2 separate regions of the Mus musculus genome follow, and region 1 is linked to region 2. The links are chromatin loops, found by intact Hi-C in ENCODE. Cell type or tissue: heart. All regions are shown on one strand. Each heading gives the region's core, and the rest is flanking DNA. Links, peaks and the distances in the headings are about the cores only. Region 1 has its middle 29 kb from the start of Gm32164. Region 2 holds the start of E230029C05Rik (RIKEN cDNA E230029C05 gene).

Region 1 (10,063 bases), core at 1,370-9,369, 62 kb after region 2:
ATAATTGTAAAATATGAGTGTACTGGCTAGTTTTGTGTGAACTTGACACAGCTGGGGTTATCACAGAGAAAGGAGCTTCAGTTGAGGAAATGCCTCCATGAGATCCAACTCTAAGGCATTTTCTCAATTAGTGATCAAGGAGGAAAGGCCCCTTGTGGGTGGGACCATCTCTGGGCTGGTAGTCTTGGGTTCTATAAGAAAGCAGGCTGAGCAAGCCAGGGTAGGCAAGCCAGTAAAGAACATTCCTCCATGGCCTCTGCATCAGCTCCTGCTTTCTGACCTGCTTGAGTTCCAGTCCTGACTTCCTTGGTGATGAACAGCTTGAGTTCCAGTCCTGACTTCCTTGGTGATGAACAGCAGTATGGAAGTATAAGCCGAATAAACCCTTTCCTCCCCAACTTGCTTCTTGGTCATGATGTTTGTGCAGGAATAGAAACCCTGACTAAGGCAAATTGGTACCAGCAGAGTGGGGTATTCCTGTGACAACCTGACCATGTTTTGGGGAGGTCTGTGGAAGGACTTTGGAACTTTGGGCTTAAAGATCCATTCGTTGTTAAGAGCTCTGTCAGATGTTTTGTAGGAGCTTGGAAGATAATGTTGAGAACAGTGCAGAAGATGGAGGCCTGGCTTGTGAAATTTCAGAGGGAAAATTAAAGACTCTTTTCAGGGCCATTGCTGTTTTGATTGTGAAGATTCTGTAGTTCTGGTTAGCTGGGGCTGAAGAATCAGCTGTGATTAACAAGATACCAGAACTACTAAAGCAAAAACTTTGCATTACTGGGACTATTGATGCTGGTTAGCTGGAGCTAAGAAATTAGCGGTGATTAAGAAGAGACCAGCATCATTGAGGTGACATCTTCTGGGAAGTGTTTTCTGAGAGCACAGTGGCTGTGTTCCAGATATAGCCAAAGTTGTACCTTGTGCTGTGGCTGGACTTGGTAATGTGTAAGGGTCACCCAGGTGGTACTGGTTTTGAAGGCATGAAGGAGTTGAGCAGAGCAACTGAGGCTTGGCACTGTGAGAGGCCATGGAAGGCCATTGGTGAAAGTGCAGCCTCAGTTGCAATTGATGGCCCAGGACTGAAGGGGTCATGCAGTGTTTTGGAGATGCCAGTACCATGAGATGACCACCAAGAGCAGCAGCAGCAGTGGAGTACAGGCATCTGGAGCCTAGAGGATGACGCGTGTGCTACAAAGGGCATGGCTGAAGAAGTGACCCAAGCCCTTGGAGGAGCCCAGAAGATCGTAAGTTGGATCCCAGACATTGGACGGTTGGAGATTGACTTTTGCTTTTGATTGTGACTGTGCCCTGATATTTTCCCTCTTGAAGGAAGAAACTGTTTTAGTGGAGCCCACAGTTAAGAGACTTTTAATTGTAAAAAGACTTTGGATTTTAAAAGAGATGGATATTTTAAAGAGATTGAAAATTTAAGAATATGTAAAGACTGTGGGACTTTTAAAGTTGTTTAGATCTTGGGGATGAATAAGAATGTAAGGGTTGAGGCTTACTAGTGATGTGTTTGTGTGTCAAGTTGACAAGGGGTCAATTGTACTGGCTAGTTTTGTGTGAACTTGACACAGCTGGGGTTATCACAGAGAAAGGAGCTTCAGTTGAGGAAATGCCTCCATGAGATCCAACTCTAAGGCATTTTCTCAATTAGTGATCAAGGGGGAAAGGCCCCTTGTGGGTGGGACCATCTCTGGGCTGGTAGTCTTGGGTTCTATAAGAGAGCAGGCTGAGCAAGCCAGAGGAAGCAAGCCAGTAAGGAACATCCCTCCATGGCCTCTGCATCAGCTCCTGCTTCCTGACCTGCTTGAGTTCCAGTCCTGACTTCCTTGGTGATGAACAGCAGTATGGAAGTGTAAGCCGAATAAACCCTTTCCTCCCCAACTTGCTTCTTGGTCATGATGTTTGTGCGGGAATAGAGACCCTGACTAAGACAATGAGCAATCTCAGAGATACTGTGAGAGCAAGATTATAAAGCTCTCGAGTCTCTGTGTGGTTGTGCAGGTGTGTGTAATACAAGGAGCAGAGAAGATGAAGGGAGAGGGGAGAGGAGTTAGGCAGTAGAAAGAGGAGAGAGAGATTATAAATAAATCCACAGCCTAGGAGAAGGGCTTGAGGTACAAAATAGGAAAGTCATCAGTATACTGTAAAGTCATAGAAGTGGAGAAGCTTACTCAGTGTGGAAGTAGCTGAGGCCCAGAGTCAAATCTCAAGGCACTGATACACACTAAGAGCCAACAAAGGAGACTTTCTGCATGCTTGTGTGCATCCTGACTCTGTGAGAGGAGAAGGGGGAGGCAACCTACTCCAAATGTATATGACCTTAGAACCTTTGGCCACATAGCATCTTACAGGGCTGCGTTTGTAAGGAAAACACTCTGGGAAATCCTTTTCATTCCTTTCTAGCTCTCCTCCACTGTGGCAAAACAGATGAGCTTCTTAGGCAGCAGTTCTCAGCCTGTGGGTCATGATCCCTTTGGGGACGGGATGACCCTTCCACAGGGCTCACCTATCAGATATCCTGCATAACAGATATTTGCATTATGATTAATACCGGTAGCACAATTACAGCTATGAAGTAGCAATGAAAAGAATTTTATGGTGGGGGTCACCACAACATGAGGAACTGTACTAAAGGGTTGCAGAATTAGGAAGGTTGAGAACCACTTGTGTAAGGAGACCTAAGCAGTCTTTTCTCTGTAGATAAATGTTCCCACAAAGCCCATTCACTTCTAAGTGAAATGCTGCCTTCATGACCTAGCCCAAAACCCAGGAAGCAGGCATAGGCCAATGGTAGTGAGAACGGTTCCTTTACAGCCTTGCTGAGCATAACTTCACAGTGGCAAGCTTTTGCCAGTCTCCATATTTGCCATAGATATTTGGGTGGTGGAGGAAGGCTGATGCTCCCAAGACAGAGAAATAGTTGACCTCTTTTTTTGTTGTTGTTGTTTTTTTTTTTTTTTTTTTCTGTAACTTTTCGGATACTGACATATGAGTATGCCTACCTGCACATACTATTACCAGAACACCTTTGATTACTGTAAGGAGTTTATATTGATTTTACCCCTCTGCCCCCAATTTTCTAGTGAGAAGTTGTTTAGTTTTAAGTGCTAGAAACTACTCAGAAGTCTGTAAGTAAAAAAACCACATATCAAGGAATTATTGAAAGGGCACTCATCTGGTGCTAGGAGGTTACTGGGATCTGAGGCAGCTTTAGGAATCTCTCTCTCTCTCTCTCTCTCTCTCTCTCTCTCTCTCTCTGCCTCTCTCTCTTTCTCGTGTGTGTGTGTTAAAACCTCTTATTTGTGTAGTTATCTTGAACTTAAATAAATAACGTGTCTTTATCCTTTAAGCCTCCCTACTCTGTCCAAGCTTGGCCAATACCGCTACCATAGCAAGAAGTCATCACTGCCCTGCCCCCTCATTTACCACAGTACCCTTAGGAAGAATCCTTCTGCCCCTACCCCTCGAGGACCTGCCAGAGCCATCCACAAACACAAAGGTAAACACAAACACATCAATCATCACTTCTCAGATAAACTACTTACTGTGAGACTGTCTTAACCATTGTCATTAAAACCTTGGCCCCTAAATTCCCTTCTCACAGATCAACTAAGAGAATTTTTCTATCCTAGGTTTTTTGTTATTCCAGATGAATTTGCAGATTGGCCTTTCTAATTCTTTGAGGAATTGAGTTGGAATTTTGATGGAGAATTTTTCTTTTTCAAATGGTCTTATGTCAGAACTTTTCAAGAAGATTCCCCCTGCACATTGCTACGTCTCTGAGATCAAATCTCATCTTCCTTACGTTCATCCCTGGTTACTCAGCTGTAGACACAAAGGTTCCTTTCTCTTTCTCCAACACGTCAGACTTCTTCCTGCCAAGGCTTTGGACTTGCCACTTCCAGCAAATCTTGGCAACATCACGGCTTAAAGGCTTCACAATCCACATCAGTATTTGAAATGATCAAGTTTTCTTGTTAATCACATGTGGTGGAAATTCTACAAGGCCAGGGCTGACATTCTAGCTATCTTGTCCATCTTTTATTGAGGTTTCCTCATATCAAGCACATTACAGGTGCTCAATAAATATTTGTTGCACACATGAAGAGGCTTTAAAAGTTATATAGTGAAGAAAATTATACACATTACCTTAACACAGCACTACCAAATTATTTAAAACACATGACCCTACCCACCACTGTACAGTACCTTTATCCTTCTGGGAATAAATCCTAGAATTTACTGTGTGATTTATGCTGATATTTAGAGGGGCTGATACTTAAAGCTTACCGGTTTTAAATTTTTAAATTTGCAGCTGGGCAGTGGTGGCGCATGCCTTTAATCCCAGCACTGGAAAGGCAGAGGCAGGCGGATTTCTGAGTTCAAGGCCAGCCTGGTCTATAGAGTGAGTTCCAGGACAGCCAGGGCTACACAGAGAAACCCTGTCTCAAAAAAACAAAAAACAAAAACCAACCAAACAAACAAACAAACAAAAAGTTCTTTGTGAGTTCTGTATTAGGAGAGTACTTGTTTTTAAAGTTCTTAAAAAATTTTTTCCCGTTTGAGATATGGGTTCAAGAATTTAAGCTAGTGGCTTAAGATGGTGGGGCTCAGAGCAGGCAGAGGTCCTGGTGGGAGGAGGCGTCCTGACAGGACTCAGGGGAAATGAAGGGGTGTGGCTGCCCAAGGCTGAAGAGCTCACTGCCCAGCAAAACTTTCCTGTTTCCACTGTGATTTTTAGAAGCAGAAACCTACAGTTGGGAACATGGCTATTTTTATACTCTGTATGTTTTCTGTAATTATTTCTTTTCTGTTTCCCCTCATGTTTAGTAAAAGCTGTTCTTGAAAATACCAGCCAGGTTTGTCAAGGGAAAACATTTCTGTCCATGCAGGAGTTTTTAAAGGAGACCCACACAGACTTGAGAGAGGGTTGGGTGGGTGACAGAGTGACTTGGAGATTTTGAGACAGTCCCCGAAGTAGAGAAGAAAGTCAAGCCATACATTCAGGGAGTGGTTGGTCTTTCTAAAGTGGGAGACACTTAAGACTGATTCAATTTGTTTCTGCTGGGTTAAAACATTGAGAGGTTATGTGTTGCATCTTAATTAGTCAAGGTTACTCTACGAAACCACACAAATATACTCTACTTAGCTACACAAGCCAGTTCAAGTCAGTTTTCTAGTCACTTGAAAAACTCTAAGTAAACAAGATAAAAAGAATCTGGGTTTCTCAGAAATAACATTTAAAAATATAAAGAAACAGGGTTTCACAATGATCTGAAACATATGTAAAGAATACATACGAAGCATTGTACGTGAAATTGGAATGTTCTGAATTTGGGTCTCAGAATTTCTTCCTGCACGAGTGCACTAATGCTGGCAGCCAGAAATGGCTTTGGATCAGCTCTTGTTTTATTCTCTCAAGCATCATTTTAGGGAGGTGTCCTAAGCCTCAGGATTACTAAAACCTAGGGGAATAACCCAGATGGAAGGGCATCAGAAGAGCGGGTTGTGGCTTTTCTTCATTAGGTGAGAGGGAGAGAGTAAGAAAAGGGGGAGGGGAGAGGCACAGATATACACAGAGACAGACAGGGAGCGAGAGGCAGACAGGACGCATCCAGGGAATGAAACCCAGGGGAGATACAGAAAGAACAGGTCAGAAAAAGATGGAATGAAACCTGAGATTCTGGGCAGTGGTCTACAGGGAGCTGTCAATATAACGTACAATTTGATACAAGTTTGTTTGCCAAAAGAAGCTTTGCAACTAAATGAAGTTATCAGTATATCATACTCAGTGAAATGTACTGGCTACTGACTGGAAAATCTACTGATACAACTACTTCATAGTGGTCATTCCTGTGTTTGATCAGCTGAAAAGCACTAGAGGATTATATTAACTTTGGTAATGTTAAAAATTAAAAGGTTTATATAAACATTGACCATGTTGAAAAGTAAAGGGTATGTATTAACCTAGACAGTGTTAAAGAGTAAATGAATAGCTTTTTCCTTATTTGAGACCAAGGTTCTATTATAGCCCATGCTGGCTTCAAATTGATTCTCTCCTGAACTCAGATTACAGCTGTGTACCATGATGCTCAGCAGGGCTAAGCTCCTGCTGCCTCTGCAACAATAGCTAAGGCAAGAGTGTCGTGTGTGTGTGTGTGTGTGTGTGTGTGTGTGTGTGTGTGTCTGTATGTGTGTCTGTGTGTGTGTGTCTGTATGTGTGTCTGTGTGTGTGTGTGTGTGTGTGTGTGTGTGTGTAGCAGCAGCACAGCATCTTGCTTGCAAGAATATAATTTCGTTGAATGTCACCACAGAAGCATGTTGGCACATTGCTTCCTGAACCTTCCCTCCCCAGTGTAAGATCGCCATAGTTAGATAGGGAGCACCAGAAGGCATTAGAATGGGAGAAAGGGTGCATGAACGAAAGGAGCTGGTTCCTAGGAAGTGAGGGAGAAGGATAAGGAGGTCAAGGTCAGCCTTGACCACAAATCCTATATGAAGTCAGCCTAGGCAGCATGAGAGCCTGCTTCAAAAATTCCAAAATAAAATAAGATAAAAATAAAGAAAGGAAGGCAGGTATGTGCCACGTGCCTAACATCCCAGTAGTCTCAGAAAGTTAAAATTGCAGGATGACTTTGAGGCTAGCCTATGCTGCGTGCTTCCTGTCTCAGAGGGGGAGAGGTGAGGAAGTGAGGGAGACAGAGTTGTTCTTGCTTCAGATAAAAATTCCAATTCACTTGAAACAGTCATAATATTTGGGTTCAGATCATGAATAGTTCTAACATATCCAAATATTTAAAATGTTTCATGTGCATTGGCATTAAATTAGTACAGGATAAAGATACTGTTTAGTAGCAATCTACAAAAATATATTTCTTCAGCATCCTCACTTCATAGTCCACTTCGGAAGTCTGTGATGTCGCATCTTTCAGAGGCCTGGAAACTAGGCAGAAGGGTAAGAAATCTGACAATACTATCAACATTTTCAATCCTGAATAGTGTTAATATAATAATAAGAGTTAGTCCCTTATTCTAGGGATTTCCATTTGAAAGGCTTGCTGTTCTTCACTTTCCTTGCCTAATGCTTTATTAATTTTCATTTCCTAAGGCTGCATGCATGACTTGAATTCAAATAAAATCAAATGCTTTTCCACATATCTGAATTTACAATTTAACTCTTTTAGTAGACAGAAATATGTTTTTCCAGGAGTCTGACACAGAAGCCTTAGTTGGAGTTCCTATTGTTGTGATAAAAACACCAGGATCAAAAGCAGCTCGGGGAGGAAGGAGCTGTATTTCAGTCTGTAGCTCTCAGGTCAGAGCCCATCATTTAAGGAAATCAGGACAGGAACTCAAGGCAGGAAACTGGAGGCAGGAACTAGAGCAGAGGCCCGGGAGGAGTGCTGAATGCTAGCTTATTCACATGGTTTGCTCAGTCTGCATTCTTGTAGCATCTAGGACTACAGCTCAGCGATGGCACCGCCCACAGTGAGCCAGATCAGCCAAAAATGCACTTCAGACTTACCCACGAGACAATCTGGTTGGGGGCATTCTCTCAGTTGAGGTTCCCTCTTCTAAAATGACCATAGATTGGGGCAAGTTGACATTAAGCTAGCTAACACATACAGTAACCGTGTCCAGGCAACCACATGAGTGTTCTCATCCCCTCATCCCCTCTCCCCTTTTGTGGTTCTCTCTCTGTCTCTCTCTGTCTCTGTCTCTATCTGTCTCTGTCTCTCTCTGTCTCTGTCTCTCTCTGTCTCTGTCTCTCTCTCTCTCCAGAAGTTGGTGTCCAGTGTTTTTCCTAATTGGTCTTTACCCCCTACCTGCCAGAGGGCAGTCACCACTTATTTTGAAAGGGAGATGCATTATAGAAACCTTGGCAGGACTAGAGCTTTTCAAATGCAGATATTCAAATGTCAATGTCCCAGCTCTAATAAAAACACAATTATTATCTGATGAGACCTTGATCCCGGAGCTCACTTATTCAGCCATCCCAGCTAGCCGGCTAACTCCGGTGAACTTCCTCATGTCTCCAGCTTCTCTCTCAGTGCTAGGATCAAAGGCCCCCGACCGAGGCTGTGTCCAGCTCTGTAGCTTGTTCTGTGGTCACTGACAGGATCATGTTCAGGTCCTCATAAGTGTGGCAAGTACTTTACAGGTCCTTCTTCCCAGCCCTTGTATTTATTCCTTAGTGACAAAGAAACATGGATGCTTGAAATCTCAGAAACATCTAGAAAGGAAATCAACAATGCAAAATGGGCAATTGTTTTTTCTGGAGCAGGAGGTACGTGTGAGATGGAGTGTCCTTCTATATTAAGAATGTGTTAATATATCTTCAAGAAGAGTACAGAGCATTTCTTTCCAAAGCACTTTTTTTCTCTGATCTGGGATCATATTTATGGAATATACCATCCTTAGACCAAAGTGTTCTATAAAACAAAAATGTTATCTGAAGCCAGTTTTTTTTTCCCCAAAGAAAGCCCCAAAATGAAATAAATGGCTAGAGTGAAGATTTTGGGAATGTTTGAACAAGTTCTCATGTTCTGATGTCATTGTAGGAAAATCCCAGCACTGTGGCACAGGGCGGGTGCTTGTTTCTGGTTCCATTGCAAAACATGACAGTCTTGACTAGACTTAATCCAAGTGGACATAATTATGCAGCCCAGTTCCACATCATTAGAGAGAGTTGACGCCTCTGCCAGGATTCTGCCAACACTGTTTCTAGCCAGACATCCATTAGTAAATACTGCAGTCTTAAAATACGGCTTGGCTTCTGTGGCTGGGTTGTCTGCATAATGAAAACTAGGTCCAGACTTTTAGAAGGATCATCTTGGATACACAGAGAAATCCCTGCCGGTGAGGCAGTTGGGAATTTGGCATAAGCTTGGCTCACATCTGTAATCCCAACAATTGGTAGCTGAGGCAGGAGAAGTGGCTGTCAGACTGAGGCCAGCACAGGCTACATCATGAGTCTCACGTGAGCCTGGGCTTCAGAACGAGATCTTAATTTAAAATAAATAACTAAATAGAGATAAACTTGTTGTATATAGAGTGTAATTTTGGCAATGGTCTTTTGATTCTGTTTTTCAATGAAGTGCTTTTAGTTGAAAATTTGTCTTTTCTGTTCTTTGACAATGCTAAGTACAGAGGTAACTAGATCTCTAGTTTTTTGTCTTATTTAATGTTGCATTTTACTTTTTTTTTTTACAGAAAGAAACATAAATTAATATACTACCTCTCTTCAAACCAAATACTTGTTCTTTTTATATGGTGTTTCTAAAATATTGAAAGGTTTTGATTGAAAGTCACATTGTAAATAATTATAATGCTTGAGGCATTCTCTAAAGCCATGAACCCTTTAGTTAGTAGCTACTTCCAATTTTAAGAGCATGTCACCTTAGATTCTTGCTTCTGGTCCTTGCCAGTCCTGTGAGATGGGAAAGGTACACGGAAGAAAGCTGAAGGTCAGAGAACAGCTTGACCAGGACCACAGGCAAATTAGATGGTTTTCACTGGCAGCCTGGACCACAGGCAAATGAGATGGCTTTCACTGGCAGCCTGGGATTCTGTGACAGCCCCCTCTTGTTGCTTTCTGTTGAATGAGGAGAAAGTGACAGGTGGGCAGGTGAATCCCAAACACAGCTACCTGCCAACAAGGTCTGTGATTCAGTCTGGCTCTAGAACCCTCTGAGTGATAGCTGCCTTTGCCTCGAACAAAAGGAAAGGAAAGGAAACAAAACAAAACAAAACACATTCAGCCTAAATGTACTGCCCATGAGCAGGTAGTGAGAAGGCTCCGTCTCAGCAGCAAGCTGTGTGATCAGAAGTTACAAGACTGTTTTATAAACACGGAGTACCCAACGCGGCTACAAACCTCTTTGCTTCTGGGTGAGGAATGGCAGATTAATGAGGACAATAAGTTTCTCATAACAGCTCCAAAGTAGTGATGATCTTGATAGGCATTTGTAAGCAATGCGACTTTGGATTTGTCATGCACATCTCCTGCCTGGGCAGATCCCCAGGTACCTAAACCACTTCTTTTCTTCCAAAT
Region 2 (10,063 bases), core at 1,223-9,222:
TTACAAAGGGGTTGGGACCACAGGTTGAATGCCAGTGCGCTAGAGGCATTTTTGTCTTGTAAATCTCTTAAGCACATCAATGAAACTTAAAACAGAACTTTAGTCATCACAATGAGTTGGTGAAAGATAAGACTAGGAGCAGAAAGACTGGGTCAGAGGTTATAGCAATGTGGCAAGCAGCGTCTAGAAAGATTATCCGTCTCATATCAGCTCTTTCCTTTTGGTAAAAGTCTCTAATACACAAGGATCATTCTCCGTAGCTATTCTTGCATCAGCAGCTCAGTCAACAACACCCCCCACCACTACCACCACCACACACACACTTTCTTAACCCTGTGCTGCTCTTCAGGCTGTCCCAGACATTTTGAACCATGAGGGTCAACAATGTTAGAGACAAGTCACATTTGATGTAGATACTTTAGAGCAATGGTTCTCGTGACCTCTTCATGGGGCAAATGACCCATACTCAGGGGTGGCCTGAGACCATCAGAAAACACAGAGAGCTAGATTACATTTTATAACATTCACAAAATTACAGTTCTGAAGTAGCGACATAAGTAATGTTATGGTTGAAGGTCACCACACCATGAGGAACTGTGCTAAAGAGTCACAGCATTAGGAAGGTTGAGAACCACTGCTTAAGAGAAAGGCCAGGAAAATCCCATTTCTGTCTGTACAGTTGCCATGAAGGCTGCCCTTCCACACTGAGTATACCTTCATTCTATGTACATATTCACCCTGTTCATTTTTATTTTGTTTTCTTTTTCTTTTTTCTTTATTTTCCTTCCTAAAGTGACAATACAACTCTAATGCATGCTTCAGTTAATGAAAACACAAATAAAACTCATATAGTAGGCTTTGGAGAAGAACCCATATACCGTTAGGGACATTTGGTGTAAGGGAGAGTTTGGAATGATTTTCTGGCTTGAAGAGATGGGGCCCACATTGCTGTCATCATAAAGGCAGAGCATATGGAAAAAAAAAAAAAAAAAGGGAGGCCTAAGGGGAAACACTGGACTTGAAGTACCCAGAGGAGTTCCTGTGGAGATGTTCAGTAAATTAGATAGTTGGAACTGGGTCTCAGGGAGGAAATTCTGAGCTTGAGATAAATATATGAAAGCGTCTGGAATTTCCCTAGAATCAGTACTTCCTCAGAAAGAGCAGGATCACAGAGGATGTCGAAATATTAAGAAGTCAGGAATGGAATTCTAAAGAATACCAATGCCAAAGAAGGAAGTGATGGGAAAAATCTCAAAGGAAAGGAGAAGGTTTGGCCAGGGAGGGAGAAGCAAAACCCGAATGAAGCAGGTGTCGGAGAAGGATGTGTCTCTAGACAGTTCAACATCCTTCGCAGCAGACCCTCTTCATCCACAGCTAGCCATCCAGTAGAACTGACCCATTCATGTGCACCCAGGGAATCTCTTGCAACTTCTTCACCTGTTTTTTTCCTTTGATCCCTGGATCTTCCTGTACCTCCTGGATTATTTGGCTCAGTGACTCAACTGGGCTATCTGATGGCCGTTAAATGTTGTAAGTCTCCCACAGCGAAAGAAAGACAAATCAAAGCAACCTACAGGTCTTTTATACAATACACCTGCATTATTAGTGCTCACAATAAGGAGGCAAAGCCTTATGTTAACAGAGGCTCCAGGGATAGAGGCGGGCACCAACGCTACTGGTGGCATCTTAAGTACAGACCACTTTTGTGCAGAGTAATCAGAGAAGCCGTATCAAACCTGGGTATCCGTTGTTTGCTTTGGAACCTACATCAAGGAAAGAGACTAAGAGCAGAAAGCAGTAAATGGGAATAATTCAGCTCCTATGGTTTATAACAGTTTGAAACTGGACAGTATCCAAAGCCCCAGCTTTAAAGCTACGATTAAACAACGGCACACCAACTGACTCAGAACACTTTGTAACCAAAAAAACCCAAAAAACAAAAAAACCCGATAATCATGTGGACATGGAAATACAACTGTGAAATAAAATGAAGCAAAAATTAAAAAATGGAATCACACCAAATCCTGTCAACAGTGTGCAGAAACTGGAATTTGTAAGCTTTCTTAGTAGGATGTAAAATGGTGACATTATCCTGGGAAACATCATGGTATTTGGTGCAGCTATGCCATTTCTATGCATAAATGCAAGTTGAAAACTACAACTCCACAAAAAACCGATATACAAACATTCATAGCAATATTTCTAAACATAATAAAAGATAACAACCCACACGCCCACTAACTGATGAGTGAGTGGAGAAATGTAAGACATGTCTCATACATATATTACATGCATCACATCCGAACACGGATGAACTTTGAAAGCATCATTATGTTTAGTAAAAAAGCAGTCATGAAGAAACATATACACATACAATATACATATTAACATATAATTATATACTATATATAAACACATAAATATATATTAATACATAACTATATATTATGTGTATGTAGGTATATACCCATTAATATTAAGTGCCCAGAATGGGGACAATTTTTAGGGATGTAAAGTGTACTAGTGGTTGCTTATGGTTGGGCATAGAAGTGAGTATGGGACAATTGGCTGGGAGTAACAGCTAAAAGATCTTTGGCTTCTTTTTGTGGTGATAGTTGTACAACTCTGATATGATGTGCTGAAAATGATGGGAGCACAGGCTTCAAGTGGGCAAGACTGCAGAGCATGTGAGTTACCCCAGTATATTCCTCACCTTACAAACTTTAAAAATCATTGCATTGTACATTTGTAAGCGGTGTAAAATACACACACACACACACACACACACACACACACACATATATGTATATATATATATATATATATTTTTTTTTTTTTTTTTTTTTTTTTTTTGAGCCAGAGGCTTGCTAAGTCACCCAGGCTTGCCTCAAACTCACTATGTCACTCATGCTGACATGGAAATTTTGGAGATCCTCTTGCCTGTCTCCCTAGTGCTGGGATTACCAACATGTCCCAGCAGTGCTGGCTCAATGGGTAGATGCCCTCTTCTTTCTTGGTGCTGGAGTTTGTGCCACCAAGCCTGGCTGATAAAGCTATTTTTAAGAAACCAAAGCATGCGGGGTACAGGGTCAGGCAGATCTCTGTGAGTTTGAGACTAGTCTAGTCTACAAAGCAAGTTCTAGGACAGCCAGGGCTACACAGAGAAACCCTGTCTCACAAACCAAAAAGAAAGACAGACAGACATACACACAGACAGAAAAGAAAGGAAGAAAGAAAGGAAGAAAGAAAAACACAACCTGGCTGTTGCTTTGAATGCATCTGTATTATTATTGTTGTTATTGTTATTATTATTATTATTTGTAAAATAATGAAGGCTGAAAGCGACTGAACATCAGGTGAGATATAAGAGCAGTGCATAAAATTTGGAGTTCAGAAACCTGGTTCCGTTCCTCATCTTTTTCTTTTTCTTTTTTTTTTTTTTTTTTTTTGGTTTTTCGAGACAGGGTTTCTCTGTATAGCCCTGGCTGTCCTGGAACTCACTTTGTAGACCAGGCTGGCCTCGAACTCAAGAGATTCACCTGCCTCTGCCTCCCGAGTGCTGGGATTAAAGGCGTGCGCCACCACGCCCGGCTTCCTCATCTTTTTCAAAAGAAATATTTTTATATTTATTTGTATGCAAAGGTGCATGCATGCCATAGCATGCCTGTTGAGGTCAGAGAACAAAGTTCAGAAGTTCATGATGCAGGTCCCAAGCATCAAACTCAGGTCATTAGGCTTAGCAAGCACCTTTATCCACGGACCCATCTCACCCGTTCACCGTTCCTCTTGCCACTGCTCACTGACCGTTTCATACTATTTTCCCATTTGCAAAGCAGGAAAATTAGCTCTACCTTACATGGGTGCTTCTGGGCACAGAATGTTTAATGGGCTCATTTTCTTGTCTTTTAGGGTTGTTTAAGCCTGAGGTTAAAACAGCATGGTGATAAAGTCCACTAATGTATGAAAGGGATTTGAAAGTTAAGTCTTCTATAGAAGATAAGCTAACATGGGTCTCAGTCACGGCTGTGTATCAGGAAGTAAAACCAGCCGAGCCTTGACCTTTAAAAGGAAGCACTACCCCTTTGTCCAAGTGCCTTATAACATGTCTTTATAACTGGCTGTGTAAGAATGAAGAAAAGCTGTCCATCTTCTGAGAAGGTATGCTGCTTATAAAGGGAATGTGCAGGTTTGGGTTGGGGGACTGGGAAGGAGGCTGACATAAAGGATCAAAGGTGTGTGGTGCCAAGTTACCATAGCAACGTGTTCTGCTGCTCCGCGCGGCTTGCAGTCTTGGGCTTGCCCCCAGATGGATGAGGCGCTTGGCAAACGCCAGAACCAAGCTTCTCTGCATGAAATTATTTTCTCCATATGCAGCTAAGAGAGGCAGATACCCTTTCCCACAAATGATGTGCAAAAGGAAGAGCCTGGGTTTTTACAAAGCAACTTCCTCTCCTTTCTTAGAATGAGACCAGAGAGTCCACGTCTCCCTCCAATGCCTGGGATGTGAAGTACTCAGTAGATAGCTGGGTCAGGAGCAAATGATCAGAATTTACGCAGACGGCCAGAGTGGCAGGGAGCATCATGGCTTATTGGCAAGAAGCGGCTCCTAAATTATATCAAGGACTCTCGGAAAGGAGAACTCAATTCACACGGCACACACTTCACTGTCTGTTGCAAGCCACACAGTGTGTTTATGTCTGGATCTGGCCTTTATTAAATTTCTTCAGCCTGTGGCACATTCCCCTCAGATATTGTGTTTATTATTCAGACAGGGCAGGGAGCTGCTCCCCACCCGTGCCCCTCAATCTTCTGTCCTGCACATATCTCAGATGTTGTAGGGACAGCGTGTGACAATGTCTGCTTAGTGGACATTCCGTTCTCAACCTTTCCGAGATCCTGATGGAAAAGGGGGCCTGCCCTGGCCAGCATCTGGGCACGTCATCTTTTCCTTATAAAGAGCAGAGACAACCTTCCTGGAGCCGGGGCAGCTGTTTTTGTAATCAGTCTCGTAGGATTGAAAAGCATCGCTTCAACCCAGGAGTGGGGCTCTCAGTTCTACCTCTGGGGACGGTGTTGAGGGGGTCTCATTGCTCACGAAACCTCTGTCTGCTTCTCCTTCTCTACAATAGTCTTGCATTTTTGGCACATCCTCTGGGACTCTGCTTTCCTGGAAGACATTTTCTTTCTGTAACTCCTCTGCCGCTTCATCAAACCTCTCGCCAAAGTGGGGAAGAGAATCATCCCCCACCCCGCAGATTATGTGAACTGCCTCAGCCTGCAAGTGGCCAACATGCTGGCAGTACCAGGAACTCTCCCCAGTTAATCCCCACAGTGGCTCTGGGAGGCGAATATTTTTCATTCCTGTTTTATCTTTGAGGAATCAGGTCTTAGGGAGATCATATTAGCAGTCCCTGGCTGGGCTATTATTTAAGTGCAGGTTCTGAGTATACACATACAGCTAAAATAGCCAAAAGCAGCAGGCTCAGTCATTAAGTTTTGCCATTGTCAAAACTTGGGGGGAGCAAAGGAAGACACAAACAGAACCCTAATAACTCTGAGGTCCTAATAATGCTAATTTTAGACCTTAACTGTAATAGCATATGTGCTGTGGTTGGTGGCAACAGGAAAGGACAGAACAGGAAATACCATGACCCAGATTCTGGCTAATGAGAAAGATTAACAAATACCAGAGCCAGCTCTGCTTTCTATGCAATCCTTCAAGACCTAGCTCCCTGTGCAAGCTCTTCCGAGAAACTGTATGATTTCTAGAAGCAATCCTTTGCTCTGTGCCTCCACTGTCTTTTGCCGCAGCCTGGTTACAGCTCTTCCTCAGCACAGGGTTAGTATGACTTTTCCTGGTTGGCTGAGCATCTTGAGCATCTCATGTCTTTGTACCCAAGACCTCGAAGACTGCCTAGCAAAGTCTCAAGTCAGTGTTGATGGTCAATAAATTGTTCCCGTTTCCTACTCTGAGTTTCCTGGTTTTCATCAGTATCTCACTTCCTTTACATCCTGTCTTGGGTGGGACTGGCATTCTTATTAGCTGCTTAGCCTATGAGCTCCCTTCTCGAATCTTGGAAAACTAGTATTTTATGACACAGGATGAGAGACTATGTCTTCTGTCTTCCACTTGTGGAAATTGGAAGAGGCCAGTCACTCTCCTGCATCACCGGCAGCTAGACCACTAGACCCAATCTCACCAAAGACCTCACGATTGGAGTGGAATGACCTAAAACTCTTGGAAAGCTTAGAATGTGTGCTAGCGGTGATACTGATGTGCACAGCACAGAGAAGTGTGAGGAGTGTTCCAACTACTGTGTTTCTGTGGTGTGATCTTGCCTGTGCCTCCTGGTCTGTATTCAAACATACTGTCTTTTCTGAGAACCTCATCATAAGCCCCCAATTGGCCCCTATTTTGATTTCAGTACCCAGAATTAATTTCTGGGTTTTGGTTGTTTTTTGTTTTTTCTTTTTAATTTTGTTTTGGTTGGTTGGTTTTGTTTTGGTTTGGTTTGGTTTTTGTTTTGTTTTGTTTTTTTTTGTTTTGTTTTTTTATTTGCAACTAAAGGCTTGTCTGATATATTTGGTTGACCCCGAAATACTTGGTCTTAGATAATGGGATCCAAAGGTCAACTCATAACTTACTCCTGGTACAAATCCAAAACAGATACATGGAATGACCAAGTCCTTTGCTGCACTTTTATCTTTTCCCACTCAGTCTCAAACCCCTAACTGCTGCAGGTGAGGCAGGCAATAAAACAAGGTTTGAAGACTGAGAAAGTAAAGTTTAGAAAATCCAAACAATCTCTCTGCAGCCTCCATGCTAATGGGAGAGGCCTCCAAACTGCCTAATTTCCAAATCTCCTGAATTTACCCTAAGGCTTTCCATAGCAAAATAATACTAAATGATTAATTTGTATTGACTTAATAAATCTATCCACAAATATTCAGTAGCCACCCATTATGTATCAGTCATTCATCAGGATAACAAACCCTACTGTGTTTTTGAGAAAGTACTCTATGATTATTGTGATAGTCAATCTCAATTGTCAAGATCTAGAATCACCTGAGAGACCAGCTGCTAGGCATGATGTGAAGGATTTCCTTGACTAGATTCATTCAGGTGAGAAGATCCACCCACTGTGAAACTGGTTTGCAAGAGTACTTTAGAAGAGTTTGGAGAAGTAGACTACAAGAAACCTAAAACTCTGTGAGCAGAGATTTATAGGCGTCTCCTACAAATCTCAGAAGCTCAGAATACCAGAATGCTATTAGAAATGTGGACCTTCTTAGGTCTAGGGAGATGACATAGAGGTTAGAGCACTGACTTCTCTTCTAGAGGAAGTGGGCTCATAACTGTCTGTAACTCCAATCCCAGGGAATCCAATACCTTCCATGGGCACCAGGTGTGCAAATGGTACACATACAAACATGAAACCAAAATACGGCAACACATAAGGAGGAGGAGGAGGAAGAGGAGGAAGAGGAGGAAGAGGAGGAGGAGAAGATGTGGACAGTAGAGATTGCACTTAGTAAAGATTCAGTCGAGACAAATTTCTGGAGGGAATTGAACTACAGGCCACGAACTTGTCTCTACTTTGTCGATGTCCTGAAACTTAATGGTAAACTAAGTTAAAAAGTGTCAGACCAATTTAATAGGAGGAATTCCATAAGAGAAGAGTATTCAAGATGTGGCACGGTTATTATTGGATGCTTTTAGCCAGATTTACAGCAAGACTCGGGAGCAAAACATATAGAAAAGTTTGAAAGAAATGTGTTTTCACTGGAAAAGGAAGCAGTTGAAATAAAGGTGTGGTATTACAGAGGTTAGTGCCTTTAAAGATACCAAGAAAAAGAAGAGGAATAGAAGGAAAATACCACTTTGCATGAGAAAATAGAAAAGATACTTTGAAGGCATGCCAGGGATTGGATAGATCCCAACCACCAGAAATTTCAGGGTGTAAAGTTGTAAGATTATGAACTCATTTGAAAGAGAGACCTTTGGGGTAGATTGCTCTCACAGGGTCATAGAGGGAAATGCTTTACTGATCTTAGCTGCCTAGGGGGGCAAAAGCAGAATGCTATGACACTGGATATGAAGTGTCCTTAGGAAGGGCTCATATAGTAAAAAAAAGGTTGCTTGAACACACTGGTAATGATAGTACTCAAGGTGGTGGCAGGAGAGTCACAGGGTTAAGTCCAGCTTTTCTCACTATCCCTACTTGCAAAGTAATGGCTGGTCCCCATTTTGGGATGTTCTGAAAACTAAAGGAGGTGAGCCCCAGCTGGCGGAAGTAGGTCCTTGGCGATATATCCCTGCACCCTTCCTGCCTGTCTCTCCTTACCATGTGAAGTGCTGCTCTACAATGCCCTCCCCATACTGCTGGAATGATGATGGAAGTCATCAATAGAAAAACCAAGCTAGACTGTGTGTAGCCAAATATACTGTCTGCCTTGCTCCTTGCATGTGGCCAGGGTCTTATCACAGCCTGTGGCCTACACCCCCAAATGCTGAGGACAGCTTAGTGAGAACACCTGGGGACCCTACCTGAACACCCTGCATGGCTTTTGTGCCAGAAAACTGAGAATGCCAAAGTCAACATCATGAAACCCAGTCCTGAAACCACAATTCCAACAAGCCTTGTCAAGAAATGGCCTGGCTGCTTCTCCTGCTGGAAATAACTCAAAGCTTATTCTTCTCTGCCTCATGTTCCTAGTTTCTGACTGGATTCTTTTCTTTTCTTTTTTTTTCTTTCTGGGATCACCTCCAAAGTAAACTACCTACACTTAACTTGTGTTCTCACGATCTGCTCCCAGGGATCCCAACAAGATGAACTTTCTCAAGGTGAACTTGGGAAAATTACTCAGATAAAGTCCTGCAAAATAAAGATATTACTTTTCTCCCAGAGACAAAATCACGCGACAGCTCAGCCTAACTGCTGACATAGAGTCAGTCCGGCGCTGAGCCCTGGTGTATGCGGGGCACTTCTGTTTCACTTCTTGTTCCACAGAGAAGCTCCTGTGACCCAGTTTCATCTCTAGTCCAGCCTCATGCCCAGTGGTCTCACCACCCTTCCTGTCTGACTCCACACCAGATGCTACCTCTTATTTTAGCCCTGCTCACCGTGACGTTTGTCACATCTCTGAAAGTGACCATCCTCTCACACATAGGTGATGCAGCACATGACAGTCTCGTTGCCTCCATACAGATCTTTCTCTTGCCTGTCAAGCCTCCCCACTCAGGTTCCCCTCTTCTGCAAGGCTTTCCTGTTCTCCCTCCTTTGTCTTTCCTGTCTAGACACACAAGTACACACAGAAGGCACGCAGGGAGGACACCTAACCCAGGGGTTTTCCTCTTTAACTGTGCATCACCTAGGACCATAATTATGTGCTTCCTTTCTCCCTCAGGAGAATGAGAACATCTGTGATTAAAGGTGTGCACCACCAAGCCCGAGAACATCTGTCTACAGCACATATCTTACTTCTTTCTGTACTTCCGGCACATATCTTAGCAGCCACTTTTTTTTTTCTTTAGAAATTTAAAGATTTATTTATGTACTTATTTTATGTATGTGAGTACACTGTCACTCTTCTCAGTCACACCAGAAGAGGGCATCAGATCCCATTATGCATCTACCATGTGGCTGCTGGGGAATTGAATCTTGAACCTCTGGAAGAGCAGTCAGTGTTCTTAACCACTGAGCCATCTCTCTAGCCCCATCAGCCAACTTTTAAAAATGTAAAAACATTTCTTATCCAAGCAGTGATGGTACACTCCTTTAATCGTAGCACTCAGGAGGCAGAGGCAGGCAAATCTCTGAGTTCCAGGTCAGCCTGGTCTATAGAGTGAGTTTCGGGACAGCCAGGGCAACACAGAAAAACCTTGTCTCAGAAAACAAACAAACAAACGAATAAAATGTAAAATTACTTTTGAAAAGTAAACAAGTTTTAAAAACACCATTGAGCCAGAAGAATCGTCCCTATTTTCCATTGAGCAAACAGAATCAGCTTTAACTGATTCTATTCAATTTAATGTAACTTATAGGTGGTAAATGAGGAACTC

Evidence for each region. A loop is a pair of places that touch in the nucleus more often than their neighbours do. Peaks named below come from ENCODE experiments on the same cell type or tissue, not always from the same donor. Only the 100,000 strongest peaks of a DNase experiment are listed, where the experiment ranks them.
Region 1: it touches region 2 in a loop (2.3-fold over the local background); 3 of 42 quality-filtered maps call a loop at or near these places.

Annotation. Positions count from the first base shown.
Region 1 is chr7:90,087,275-90,097,337 of GRCm38, forward strand. No RefSeq gene overlaps it. Among named protein-coding and RNA genes, the nearest start is that of Gm32164, 29 kb to the left of the region's middle. In heart, for the core only: a CTCF peak has its summit at 4,591; DNase peaks (open chromatin) are centred at 3,907 and 4,677.
Region 2 is chr7:90,025,070-90,035,132 of GRCm38, forward strand. It overlaps E230029C05Rik (RIKEN cDNA E230029C05 gene), which reads left to right and starts at 4,090. Exons shown (of 6, transcript NR_110365.1): 1 at 4,090-4,158. In heart, for the core only: a CTCF peak has its summit at 5,069; DNase peaks (open chromatin) are centred at 4,272, 4,922, 5,592 and 9,032; H3K4me3 peaks cover 836 bases; H3K27ac peaks cover 2,368 bases.